Linked DNA regions of Homo sapiens: region 1 is linked to region 2. Evidence: read pairs that join two places in POLR2A ChIA-PET (ENCODE). Cell type or tissue: Panc1. All regions are shown on one strand. Links, peaks and the distances in the headings refer to the core of each region. The heading gives the core; the rest is flanking DNA.

Region 1 (7,358 bases), core at 2,064-6,063, 100 kb after region 2:
CTTTCTTTTTCTTTTTTTACCTTGTCCTTTCTTTGCTACAAAGAGTCCAAATACCCTCACACAGTGGTTCTAAGTTGGGTCCACAGACCAACAGCACACACCTCACAGTCCAAATACCCTCACACAGTGGTTCTAAGTTGGGTCCACAGACCAACAGCACACACCTCACCTGGGTGCTTGTTAGACACGGAGATTATTATTTTTTATTTTTTGAGACGGAGCCTCACTTTGTCACCCAGCCTGGAGTGCCGTGGCACGATCTTGGTTCACTGCAACCTCCGCCTCCCGGGCTCAGGCAATTCTTGTGGCTCAGCCTCCTGAGTAGCTGGGACTACAAGCACATGCCACCACGCCTGGCTAATTTTTTTTTTTTTTTCTGCTTAGTAGAGATGGAGCTTCATCATGTTGGCCAAGTTGGTCTTGAACTCCTGACCTCAGGTGATCTGCCTGCCTCAGCCTCCCAAAGTGCTGGGATTACAGGCATGAGCCGCCATGCCCGGATAGACGTGGAGATTCTTAAGCCCCACCTGAGAACCGCTGCATCTGAAATTCTGGGGGTAGGACCCGCACTATTTTAAAAAGCGCTCCAGTGGGTACAGATGCTTGCTCACCTGCACTAATGCAGAGAGTACCGTAATTCCACACCCCAGGGATGGCACCGTAATTCCACACCCCAGGGATGGCACCGTAATTCCACACCCCAGGGATGGCACCGTAATTCTACACCCCAGGGATGGCACCGTAATTCCACACCCCAGGGATGGCGTACGTTTTGAATCTGGAAAGTAGAAGTCCCCGGCTCCGCACAGCCCCAGCCCTGATCTCCACCCAGCCCAATCTTCCCGTGCCAGCCCTGCTTCTGTCCTCTCGCCCACCATCTGGGCTCCCACGCGGGCTCCTTCCAAGTGCTGGCACAAATCTGGTCCTTCAGCATAGGTGCTCAAAAAGTATGTGTCGAATGAGCTAGCGGCACTCACCAGGGTCATTTCTAAACCCTCCTGGGATTTCGTGAACATGTGCAGTAAGGAACACCAGGGCAGAACCGAACGGGGGTTAGGCTTGAGTTAGAAGCACCGTGGGACTCCTCTCAGGGTCTGTATCACTTCCAGGGGATAGACTCTGACCTGAAAAATCTCTCAAAGTGCATGTCATGCAAAGATGAGCTTCTACTAAGCAGGCTTTTTATTACTGCCCACTAAAACACAAGGTGATTAGAGTACTTTTTAATTAAATAATTGTTAGATGGAGTAGGAAGTAATGGTATCGGTTAATCTCAGGGTAGGGTTTTTTTTTTTTGAACCCTCTAATAACTTCCTAAACATCAAGCATTTCCATGAAGCTAGCCAAAGTTACTTAATTATAGGCTTCATGAGTAAGTGTTTCTACAGAATTCTCAAAGGCTCCTCATATAACACACGGTTTGGATGTTTCCACGCGGAGCCTATATACATGCTTTTTAAAAATTTTTTTTAGAGACGGAGTCTCGCTCTGTCGCCCAGGCTGGAGTGCAGTGGCACGATCTCGGCTCACTTGCAACCTCCGCCTCGCGGGTTCTAGCAATTCTCCTGCCTCAGCCTCTGGAGTAGCTGGGACTATAGGCGCACACCGCCAAGCCCGGCTAATTTTTTGTATTTTAGTAGAGACAAGGTTTCACCGTGCTGCCCAGGCTGGTCTCGAACTCCTGAGCTCAGGCAATCCACCTGCCTCCGCCTCCCAAAGTGCTAGGATTACAGGTGTGAGCCACAGCGCCCGGCCTGTGCTTTTTTATCTCAAGGCACAAAGCTGTCCAGAAGTGCATGCCACGAGGACTTCAACACCTGGGAGCCAGCCCGGCTCACGGATGAGGCAGCAACCGAACTCAGGTGCCGGCATCCCCACCCTGCCCGGCCACCAGTCACTGCAGGGCCTGGCATCGGTTACATAGTGGCTCTCCTGGGGGTGGGGGCTCCTTCCAGGCAGGTGAGCACACCCTGGTGACCAGAATGTCACAGCTCATCACCAAGACACTCGACGTCGCTGTTGCATCCCCTCACAGCTGTGAGAGTCTCCCTTCAAAGGCCTTTCTGCAGAGGAAGCCAGCCTGGTTATTGCAACATAGGGGCCTGCAAGTCGTCGGGGCAAAGGAGGGCACAGTGGACCGGCAGCAACGCAGCCCCAGGGTCAAGCCCAGCATCGCCACCAGCGGGGAGCCCTCCAGGCTCTTTCAGTCTTGATGTTCGCTCCCCGCCTGGAGGCCCCCTCCTGAGTGCTGACAGACTCTCTCTGCACATCTAAAACAGGGCCCATGTGGAGTTCAGTGAAGAAGCATAAAGAGAGCTGGGGGAGAACTCGGGGAACACGGGGGCAGCCTCCGAACTCACTCAGCCTGAGGCCTCTGAACCCACATGGCCCAAGGTCTCCAAACCCACCCAGCCTGAGGCAGGGCCTCGGGGTGGGGACCTGAGGTCCAGAAGGCAGGAGATGGCAGGCCCTGTGTGGTACACTCAAGTCACCTGACGTCGGCAAGCTCAGCAGAGCAGGCAGATGCTCGGGAACTATCACAGGGGCACCCATGTGCGGCGGCTTAACACTGCTGAGATCACAGGCCCCTTGGACATGGTGACAACGCCACAGACCTGCTTCCTGGGAAGGGTCATGTGTCTCCCCTCAGAGGGGCTTCCCAGCCCTGAATTTGGAGCCCCGAGGAGCATGAACACACACACACACACACACACACACACACACACACACACAAATGAACATACACACACACACACACACAATGAACATACACACACACACACAATGAACATACACACACACACACACACACACACACACACACAGCAGGAGAGCAGGACACATGTCACAAAACAGGCCCATGGGGAGCCAGGAGGGTGAGCTACGCCAGCTCAGGAGCCTGGGGAAGCCGTCCCAGTGAGGGGCCCTGAGGAAGTGGGCAGAGAAGGGAAGACACCCCTCCACCTCTTCACCTGTGGAAATGACCGGAACACCCACTGTGGGGTGGGGAGGGGGCGGTGGTCAGGACGCATGGGAAGGATGTAGGTTAGGAGTGCGTACATGAACAAATCACTGATTCCTTTCCAGTTCTCTCCCTGGCACCAGGGTTAGGACCAGGGGCCTGCCCTCACTCACCAAACATCTGCCAGTCAGGGACCACACACAGCGCCGTGCTCTTTGCTGGGCCGCAAGCCTAAGGCCAGATCCCTGCCTTCCAGGGGGCTTCCAAAGTGGCAGACAAACCAGTTTCCTCATTACAAAGAGGAATTGTGGGGCAACCCTTCCAACCAGGAGTTTCCCAAGGACACAGACAGACCCAAAGGCAAGGAAGGTGGAGGGAAAGGGCACCCTCCCAACTGGAACAGGAACGCCCAAAGAAGCTGGCCTTAGAGGCCACTGCTGTCCTGGGTACAGACTGGGTGTGCAGCAGGATGGAAACTTGTCCTTTGTTCTCCCCAGCCCGCAGACTCACAGACTACACTCCTGCCTGGGCACCGGCCTCTCTGCCACCTCCTCTGGTGGGATGAAAGGGATGGAAAGTCTAGAAAATTCGAGCATAGGTTACTGTAAATCCACAGGCCGTGAACAATGAAGCCCGCCTTGGCCTGCACAATTGTAGCTGATCTCTCTGAAGAGGAGCTACAGGCCCAGCCTTCCCTCCGTGGATGTGGATGAGGCAGAGCTATAGTTTCCTCCCCAGCATGCTTTTTTGTTTTATTTGAGACAGAGTCTCGCTCTGTTGCCCAGGCTGGAGTGCAGTGGCGCCATCTCAGCTCACTACAACCTCCACCTTCTGGGTTCAAGTGATTCTTGCAGCCTCAGCCTCCCTAATAGCTGGGATTACAGGCACCCACCACCATACCCGGCAACTTTTTATATTTTTAGTAGAGATGGGGTTTCACCATGTTGGCCAGGCTGGTCTCAAACTCCTGACCTCAAGCGATCTGCCCGCCTCAGCCTCCCAAAATGCTGGGATTACAGGTGTGAGCCACTGCACCCGGCACCAGCATGCCTTGTACCAGAACCTCATCCCCATTCATCTAAGGCTTTAATGTAAACGCACACACCCCTTGCGGTGGGTGGTAAGCTTATGTCATTTACACATTATAGGACAAATGTATCCTGAGAACAGACTTCACAAGAAGCAGGACTAAAGATGAGTCCTGAACAGGTTGTAGCAAAGCAGCAGCTGCTTTCTAGGCCTCCAGTGCAGGCAGGGCATGGTGGCAGAGCTCTCCTGGCCCCAGACAAGATGCTGTGCCCTCATCTTTGAGGGGCTCCTGGGTAAGGATGCTGCTGCTGTCACCGCTGCCTGTCTCCATCCCAGGCGCCAGGCCCACCTTAGAATCTGTCGTTGGACTGCTGCTGTGTGTCCCGCTCCATTCCTCTCAGGGAAGGCTCTCCTGACAAGGATAGGTAGGAGGCAAGGGCTGTTCATCTCTACTCCACTGGTATTACCCCAGCAGGCGAGGGCTGAGCCACTACACCTCATGCCCTAGAAACACCTGCCAGGGATGGGGCTGGGAGGCTGGGGTGGTGGGGGTGGTGACTTTCAAATCTACCTGGTATTAGGTTTGACAGGAAGTTGCAAAAGAGACATGATCACCTTGTCATTGACATGTGCACTGTAATTTTAAACACAGAACCTGAAGATGCTCTACATATAGTATATTTGAGTCAACAGTTCTGGGATAAAGCATCACTATCTTAGTCTCAAAGGCTGATAAATTAGGATAAACTCTAATGACATGAGTCTTGAAATCAGCACACTGAAATTGGCAATCTTACTTTTTACTTGCCTAATGATTTCACAAACTGATAATTTATCAGCTTCTTATAGAAACGTCAGGAGAAGACTCCACATAAGTAAATGTCAACTGTAAAATGTATACAACCACCCAACGGGTGCTATCAGATACAAGGATATTTATTTCAACTTTATTTTAAGATGAAATATCCAAGTTCTTCTCTCTACTCCTCCCCAAGTCTCTTTTTCTCTTTTCAGTGGAAGCGTGTGTTATAAATGTGAGGGATCGTAAAAAATGATGAAAGGATGGCAGTATATCAATCTCTTAGCTGCCTGTCATGAAAGCTAAAAGAAAAAGCAAGCCAAGTATGCATGCCACTGGCCTGTGTGTGCAGGCTTATGTGTTCAGTTATCCTGCCCACCTCATCAACAGTGGACAGGCAGAGCTGAGAGCGGCAGCATCCTTGCCTAGGAAGTAACTCTTACTGCCACACTCCTGAGGCCGGCGAAGGACACATGGAGTTCCTAAGGGAGTCCTAGAACCCAAGACGTTTCCTTTTAGTCAAGATTATCCGAAAGACGGCTAGGTGCGGTGGCTCACGCCTGTAATCCCAGCACTTTGCGGGGGCTGAGGCGGGCAGATCACCTTAGGTCAGGAGTTCGAGACCAGCCTGGCCAACATGGCTAAACCCTGTACCTACTAAAAATACAAAAAAATTAGCCGGGCATGGTGGTGTGCACCTGCAGTCCCAGCTACTTGGGAGGCTGAGGCATGGGAATCGCTCAAACCCGGGTGGCAGAGGTTGCAGTGAGTCGAGATCACACCACTGCACTCCAGCCTGGGTGACAGAGCGAGGCTCCGTCTCAATTAAAAAAAAAAAAAAGATTATACGAAAGGCATGGTGGAGGCTAAAGCTGAACTCTTGGGTCACATTTTATAGGAAATTACAGGCATTTTATAGATGTGTGGGCTTTAAATCCAGGAAGCATAACATGTGAAATCCTAAGCCTTGCCAACTTCTGCCAAAACGGGTCTCACTCTCTTATTTCTGTCTTCATTACGGGATGATTTCCATTCCGTGGAAAACAACTGATCCAGCAGGAGAGGAGTGACACCAATTCAGGGATGGTGAGGACCAGCTAGGAGCGTAAGAAGGCCTGGCTTTCCCACCTGCCCAAGGAAGGGTTTGGACAAGGATTCACTTGAAAATCTGTGGGAGTATCCACAGTGTGAAAGGCACCGTGCCAGGCAGGTACTAAAGAGGGCAGAAATGGTCAAACAAGGACCGAGTCGGCCAGGGCTTTCCTATGTAAGAATGATACCACCCATGACGTATATGAAACACTGGAGAAAAAGCAACATGGAGTAGAGATGGGGCGGGGGCTGCATGTCAGTCCCCATCCAGCTTCACGGAGAGTGCTGTCCAAGCACAGCTGGAGCCTGCACGGATACTCCAGCGAGCCGCAGGTGCCTGGGGGCAGCTCTGAGTCAGCCATCCAGAGTGTGGCTTGCCCTGCCTCCTTTGGGGGCTCGTAGCGCCATGGGGGCTCAGGGAGGGAGAATCCTGACTGATACAATTCCTGGCAACCAGAATCCAGTGGTCTCTGCTGAAGGTCTTAGTGCCCATACGAGACCAGTAGCTAGGTTCCACTGCCAGGTGACGCTGACAGCAGGGAGGCTGAAGGGAGGCGGCGGAGGGAAGAAGGAAGAGCCAAAGGCAACAGTGGCAGGAATTAGGAGGGACATACTTACCTGAGACTTAAAGCTATGAACGACCTGGCCCCCGTTTCCTTGGAGCCTTGAAGGAACAAAGTTAACACGCTAGGGACCAAATGCCACATGCCACTGAGGCCCTAGAAAATGGATTCTGCTGGCAAATACTGTTCAAGGGTCAGGCAAACAAGACCCAGTGTCTGTCTTCAAGGAACTCTCTGCCCAGTGGACTCATAGCAAATGACTTAAGAGCGCCAGTTAAACCAGGAAGAAATGTAATTTGTTCTCTGGCTCTACCCAAGATGGGAAATGGCTGTAGCCAACTAATGAGGCATTCTTCCAAAATGATAAGCTATATTTCTACCCAGGTAAGGCAGAGAAAATAAGCCATTTGGGAACTCTAAAATCAGCACACTAAAACAACCTCATGAGGCTGAGCCTACACCTTGTACACAGGCATGTACCTCACTAAAGGGTTAAGTGACCAGAATTAAGAGAGGGAAAATCTAGAAGCTCTCTAGAGAAATCTAAAATGGTCATGTACAGTAAGTCCATGCCCCACAAGTGTTCTTTTTTCTGGTAAAGAAAAAGAAAACTAAGAAGTGACCTGACCTAAAACTATCAGAGGAAGGAAAGCAACATTAACTCAAAACTGAGCAGCAAGAAAAATATGACTACATTTGCCAGATAAAATAGGAAATCTCTGCAGCTGGAGTACTTCTGTGTCAGTCTACTCATCACATAACCAAATGTCTCAACTTAAACTGAATGTCATTGTCCAAATTCAGCCATCTCTGTTCTCATTCATAAACTACCGTTTCACAGAAAAGTGAATCACTTCATTACTTCTTAATGCAACATAACATTACACTTTTAATTCAAAACAGTGCTCTAATA
Region 2 (7,358 bases), core at 2,156-6,155:
GACAAAGGCATCTGGCACTTCCTGCAGAAGAGGAGGGAAGAGTGTGGGATAGGATGACAGGGGGGTTCCTGCTGACTGAGAGGCCCCAGGATCAGGCCCTGCACTGTGGGATGACTCACCCCACTTTCCAGGGGTCAGAGATACCTCATGGTAGGTTGAGGGATGCCAAGGCAGAGGAACTTGGACCCCCTTTTTCCTCTGAGACTCTGTGGCCTGGCTGGTGGCCATCTGGAGAGACACGGTCTGGAGGAGACTGGGACAGAGGTGGGGTGGCACTTGTCCTCTGCAGAGCTGAAATGGCCTGGGGGGCACTCACAGCTTTCTGGGGCTCCTAGGAGCGAGGTGGAGATGGCTAAGAGTTGGCAGTAGAGGACATGGAGTGGGGGCCCCATTCAGTGAGGATGTGCAGAGGTTTGAAGGCTGGCCTGCCACCTAGATGGCCCCTGTCCCATGCCAGGGTGGCATGGAAGCTCCCTGTCAGCACTGGACTTCCCCAGGGATAAAGGGCAAGGAGAGGGGGGGAAGAGACTCCGGAACTCATCTGATGGGTCAACACTCACAGGTCAGGAAGTGTCAAGCGCTGGGCCTCCATTCGGTGCTGCTGATGTGTGTGTCTGCCCTCTGCCAGCACCACGCTTGGTTTCTATAGCTCTGTAGTAAGTCTCAGTACCGGGTATGTGGTTTCTCCTACTTCATTCTCCTCTGTCAGAGATTGTTATCTCGGGCCTTTCCTTTTTCATATATATTATAGAATAAGCTTGTCTGTATCTGTAAAAACCTTGCTGAGATTTTGATAGGAATGGTGTTAAAACTGCCGTCAGTTTGGGTAGAAGAGACATCTGTCGTGCTGAGCCTTCGAATCCATGAACCCTGACGTGTCTCCATGCGTTAGGTCTTCCTTGATTTCTTTCATCAGTGGCTTGTAATTTTCATCACACAGACTCTTATTTTTTAAACTCATAAAAAGATTCACCTAGAGCTTTCCAGGTTCACTGTAGCATCCTCTTTGTCTTTGTTCTTGCCGTCTTGCTGAAGGCAGTACTCCATCCCACTAAGGACACCTCGTTGAGCTCCAGGTCCATGTAATCCACGCCAAGTTGTGACTATGCGCAAACTTATCCACCTCCGGGGGTGGGGAACACATCCTGCTGAGGCAGCCCCTCCTCCGACTGTGCCCGCCAGAAAGTTCTTGCATGGAGTACATTTCTGCACCCAGGCGCCCTGGCTCTACCCCAGGGCCACCCACCCACAGTTCGAATCCCTGACTTTCTCTGCTTTGCAAACCTTTTGTCTCTTCTCTAAGCCTCAACTCAGAGCACTCCGCTGGGTATTTCTCAAAATTCGCCTCCCTGCGCTGACTGGTCCTCATCTTCTTTCAGCTCCTGACACTGTCAATCTGTTTCTGAAACACACATGAAACACACACTCTCTCTCTCTCTCTCCTCTTCTTCCTTTGTCTCATCACCCCACATTCCTTTCTCTTCCTCTCCAAGCCCGTCCCACGTCCTGGCTGCCCTCACAGGTGACAGCTGAGATCTGACTTACACCTGGCCAGGGACAAGGCACCTTCCACCTGCTCCCAAGTGTCCCAAATGAACCCAGAGAAGAATTGAAACAGACTCCAATGGCTCTTCTCTTTCAGGATACTGTGCCACATGTAGGGATGAGCAGGGAAGCTTCCACACGAAGCCATCTAAACCTCAGTCTAACTTTGTTTTTGCAGGCTCTGGCAATGATGCCAGACTCTATGGGACAACAGGTCACCAAGGCAACCCTGCCCAGTGGATTTGGCCAACGTTTTGGACCGTGTAAATAACACCTCTATTCATGTCCAGCTGCTGGTGACCCGGAAGAGGCAGCAGACGCTGTGGAGGCTTTGCCAGCCTCCCTGCCTGGATCATGAGACCCTGAGCAATACACTTGTCTTTCTGAGTCTCTGCTTCCTCCTCACAAGGCAGGGTGCTAAGATCTACCTCCCAAGGAGCTGGTGTGCATTGTGGAAATCAGATACAGTGCCGAGCACCACGCCTGGAACTGTGGTCATGGCACTGTGACCACCATCGTCATTAGCGTTTTGGAGGGAGGCCACGCAGTTCTGTGGCTGCTTGTGTCTCTGAACTTGCTCACTCATGTGGCTCCTTAAAGAGTGGTTTGTGGTGGTTTCTTCCTCAGATGAGAACAGCACCGGGTCCCGGGTTTCTATTTGCCTTGCATCTCCCAAAAGTGCTGACTTACTCAACCAAGTACACCCAGGCCCCGGGGCTGACCAGGGAAGTGATTCAGGGTGTGGCACAGGGGTGGGCAGGAGCACCCACCTGCTTGAGCCCCACAACACCATTGGGTGCGGCTGCCCAAGGACCCCCAACACTCATCCACACTTTTGGCCCTTTAGAGACCCAAGGCTTAGACTGCTCCAAGAAGGGAGGCTGCACCCTCAGCTGGAGAGAGGATTCAAATGGTAGCTAGCAAGACTCCAGAGATGTACAAGCAGCTGGGGGCCACCAGATACAGCAGGCAACCGGGCCCTTTAAGTGTGGCTAGTCCAGATTGGCATGTCCTGAGAGTGTAAAATCCACACTGGATTTCAAAGACTTTGTACCAAAATTTATATATGTATTTTTATATATAATAATATCTTAGATATTAGATATATATCAGATATATAGATAACATAATATATATTAGATATATGTATATCTAATATATCTAACATAATAGATAATATATACATTAGAATCTGTTTCTTTTCACTTTAAAAATATGGCTACCAGAAGCTTTGAAATGACACGTGGCTGGTATTTACAGCTCACGTTGTGTTTCTATAGGGTAGTGCCACTCAACAGACTGTCCAATATATATGACTTGTTTTAGGGGCCTGGTCCTGGGAGGCCAGGGTCCTCCTCTTTCCTTGATCCCAGGAGATCCTGCAGGGTCCTCGCCACCTAGCCCCCTTGGCCTTGGTGCACATACAACAAAATCCAGAACCCTGGAAGGCTCCTGTGCTCCCCTGCATCTTTGGATCTGCACACCCAGCCCTGTGCACACAGTCCCTCAAGCACATATAGCTCTTTTATGAAACTTGGGAACAGGACTTCCTGATTCAAGGTACTTTCCTGGTGTCCTCCAGAAAATCAACACAATAAACATGCAAATCTATGACAGCTACCGTGGGAATAATGTCTCGGATACAGCACCCTTGTCCAGTATGCAGCTTGCACAGCCGTATGTGGCAGCCCTGCCAGTATCTAGCTGCTCAATATTAGTTGGAGAGATAATTAAGGAAGAAATAATAGGGACTCCCACCCCCATGATGTTTCTGGGCTGAGGCTGCACCTCTTGTCCAATGAAAATGACAGTTTTTTTCAAGCAAGAGGCCACTTCTCAGGACTGTGGCCCTAGCCTCACTCACTGCCCACACGTGAAAACCACGTCAACGTAGCAGCACACCTCCAACATTCAGAAAGTTCATACAGCTACGGGCAGAAGGTAAACACCTACTGATGCTTCAAGCCCAGCCTAGGACCCTCTGCGAAGAATCTCCGTCTCTGCACTGCTGATGTCACAGAACAGCCCAGGGAGGGGTCGCTGGGCTAGTCTAACCTGAGCTGTTACCGTCTTGGTTGAGGGACCATTGCTTTGTTGGAGGATGGGTGCCGATACAGACTGGTGCAGTGTGCTGGCATGCTTTTATCAGAGAGTGCTGATACACATCTGCTTAGAATGATTAAAGTTTCTCATCTCGTCTGACTCATAGGGCAGCATCCACAGAAAAGCAGAGGATGAGATAAGCCGGGAGGGCTGGGAGTGTCCGACTTTCACAGCTCTGTTTTCACCTCACAATGTCCTGTTTGCTCTCAGTGAGTTTGTTGGTTGGTTATATAAACATGTAGATATTTACTCATCTGTGGCAGGGTGAGTTTAACCCTTTTCTTCCTTAGCTTCTCACATATAGCTTTTATTTGTGTTTCATTCATGTTTAGCGTTGATGATTTCTCTCATTTGACACTTTTCCATTACATGGAAATTTCAGTCCCCAGAAAAAATGTAAAAGAGGGTGTTTTGCTTGTTTGTGAATTCATCTTTCTTTTCTTTTAAAAGCATTTTCTATTTTCCCACATATGAGTTTGATTGCAACTAGAGAGCAACAGGAAGTGAGTGAGGGGCCAAGCTGAGAGCATCAAAACAATTCTCAGCCCCGTTTTCCAGAGCTCCTTGCAGTTCCTTTAACCAAATGGATGCTTTGCGGAGAGTTAGGTTATTTAGTACAGTAAACAATTTTTTTCTTTTCCTTTCAGCCACTTAATGTGGTATCATGAAAGGAAGATCAACTTCTTAATGAAAAAAAGCTGTGATGGAAGAGGAGGCTATAGCACATCAGGAGCGCTTCCAGGCTTACATAAGTAACATTCCTGCTGCATAAACATCTTGGCAAATCCGGAGACTAAATCCCATCCCACACCGCTGGCCTGAACCAAACACTGTATAATGTTTTAAAAAAGAAAAAGAATCCCGTTGATGGTAACAGTTTTCTTTCCAGAAACAAGTCATTAGTTTGGACAAAAAAATCCAATTGCATCTGCTGAGCTCCCCAAAGTTCTAGTGGAAATTATTATCTAGAGAAAAAGCAAGTGAGGAGTAAGAGTGGAGGATTGTGATCTCTTAAGAGTAAAACAGAAACGGCACTTAAACCCCATGATGTGCCTTTCAGCGCAAAATTGCAAACCCCAAATAATTAAACTATCCTAATTTGGCAAATGTCAACAAGAGAGTTCAAAAATAATCATCATAATTTTAATGCATTATTAACTCTACTAGAGATTTTAAACAAAATTAAACATTGATCTATTTACTTAACTCCTGAAATGACATGAAGTTGAAGCATACAGGCCGGGTGTGGCAGCTCATGGCCATAATCCCAGCATTTGGGAGGCCTTGGTGGGCGGGTCACCTGAGGTCAAGAGTTCGAGACCAGCTTGGCCAACATGGAGAAACCCCATCTCTACTAAAAATAGAAAAAAAAAAAAAATTAGCCAGGCGTGGTGGCAGGTGTCTCTAATCCCAGCTACTCTGGAGGCTGAGGCAGGAGAATCACTTGAACCCGGGGTAGGCGGAAACGTTGCAATGAGCTGAGATGGCACTGCTGCACTCCACCCTGGGTGACAGAGTCAGATTCCCGGTCAAAAAAAGAACATTCATTAAACATTTACTGTGGCCAGGGGCTGTGGCTCACTCCTGTAATCCTAGCACTTTGGGAGGCTGAAGCGGGCAGGTCACCTGAGGTCAGGAGTTCGAGACCAGCCTGGCCAACACGGTAAAACCCCGTCTCTACTAAAAATACAAAAACGAAATTAGCTGGGTGTGGTGGCAGGCACCTGTAATCCCAGCTACTCAGGAGGCTGAGGCAGGAAAATCACTTGAACCTGGGAGGCAGCGGTTGCAGTGAGCCAAGACTGAGCCACTGCATTCCAGTCTGGGCAACAGAGCGAGACTCTGTCTCAAAAAAAAAAAAGAAAGAAAGAAAAGTATGTACTTGGTGCTCTTTGGAGCCCCAGCTTTCCTGTAATACATACATAGGAATTCATATTAATATTTGTTCCCAAGAAAAGATGGGACTTACAGAGCACTATCTGTTTCATAACATATTCTCCATGACATTTTAATTCCAAGAAGTACTAACACCAAGTTGTGAGGAAAAACTATTCCTTCTTTCTAAGTGTTTGAGGCATAAAAGCAAAGTCATATTCCAATAAAACCAGTTTCCATGGTTCCTGAGCTACAAAGAATATTTGCATTTCTTTCTTCAATTCCCACAAGTAACAACTCTTCAGAAGTAGTTCCTCTAAAGTCTTTTCTTCCAAAAGTCTGAACAGACCAATGATCATAGAAGTGATAGAGAAAATAGTTAGAGCTCCTCCTAGACGCCCCCAAAGGGCATCAAGTCCAAATCATTTCTCAGTGCTTCTCAAATTACTCCACTCCACAGGAAAAGAGGGAAACTTCCAATTATTTACAAAGCCAAGAGTATTACTGGTTTGAAAACTTGACAAAGAGTTTAACTAAAAGTAAAACTACAGACCAATCTCACTCACTAACATTGATAGGAAAATGTTAAAGAAAATCTAAGCAAATAGAATCAGGAAATCAGGACCAAGGCAAAGATGTTCACTATCATCATTACTGTATAAAGTTGTATTGGAGGGATTAGCCAAAGAAAGAAAAAGAGGAAATAACTACAAGCAGATCAATTTGAAAGGAAACAATAACAATAAAAAAAAATCTGTGTAGATGATATGATGATATATTAGGAGAGTCCCCAAATAATCACTGGAAAAGCTAAGGCAAACCATAAGACAATTCAGTAAAATAGCAGGCTATGAAATGAATAAACAGGAGCCAAAGCCTCCATATCTATAAACAAAGGCCATCTAGGAGGAATAATAAAAGGGAAGATCTCATTTCTGATAGGGAGAAAAAAGACCTTAGTGTAAACTTAATGAGAAATGTGCAACCTATTCAAGGAAAATATGAAACTTTTGTGAAAGATGCAAAAGTGTAATTAAGGAAATTGAGAGATATACCATGTTCGTAGATAGGAAGACTGAACATCAAAAAGATATCAATTTATTTTAAAATAATTTATAAATTTGGCATGTTCTCAATAAATATTATGGCTTTTTTTCTGGAGCTAGGCAAGCTGATTCAAAGGTTTAATTGAAGCACAAACAAGCAGAAATAGCCAGGAAAATCTGAAAAAACAATGTGGAGAAACTAGCGTTACCAAATATTAAAACATATTACAAAGTTTTTATCATTTAAAAGAACAGTATAGAACTGGTGCACAGACTGATGGGACAGAATAGAAAAATCCAGAAATAGGCTCAACCGCTCATGGAAATTTAATATACACCAAAGGAAGCATCTCAAATCAGTGGAGAAAAAATAGACTTTTAAAATAAGTGGCACTGGAATAATACCTGCATAGCTACAGAAAAAAAAGAGAAAACTGATTTGTTTCTCACCCTGTATACAAAGATAACTTCTTATTAGTTCAGAGATTAAATATTTAATATTATGGAATAATAAGAAATCATATAAAATAAAAAATGAATAAATTACTGATAATTCAGGGTGGGGGAAAAATGTTCCTAAACTATGACTGAAAATCCAGAAGCAATTAAGGAAAAGACTGACAAATTTGACAGCATATAAACAGAGGAAAACTTTTGCATGAAAAAAAAAACAAACAAAAACACCATAAATAAATGAAAAAGGAAAAATAGATTGTGAAAGAGTTTCTTAAAAGAGAGAAGAAAAAGACTAAGAATCTCATAGAAAAATAAGCCAGAGCTATGAGCAGA

The links. ChIA-PET counts read pairs that join two places held together with the same protein. Peaks named below come from ENCODE experiments on the same cell type or tissue, not always from the same donor. Only the 100,000 strongest peaks of a DNase experiment are listed, where the experiment ranks them.
Region 1: POLR2A ChIA-PET joins it to region 2 with 6 read pairs; 2 of 35 experiments call an interaction of 5 or more read pairs at or near these places.

Annotation. Positions count from the first base shown.
Region 1 is chr15:100,653,605-100,660,962 of GRCh38, reverse strand. No RefSeq gene overlaps it. Among named protein-coding and RNA genes, the nearest start is that of ASB7, 55 kb to the right of the region's middle. In Panc1, for the core only: no CTCF peak of the experiment used is centred there; no DNase peak of the experiment used is centred there.
Region 2 is chr15:100,756,310-100,763,667 of GRCh38, reverse strand. The region is part of intron 2 of LOC105371024 (a long non-coding RNA gene); the gene reads right to left. Among named protein-coding and RNA genes, the nearest start is that of GCAWKR, 90 kb to the left of the region's middle. In Panc1, for the core only: no CTCF peak of the experiment used is centred there; a DNase peak (open chromatin) is centred at 3,877; H3K4me3 peaks cover 1,306 bases; H3K27ac peaks cover 2,902 bases.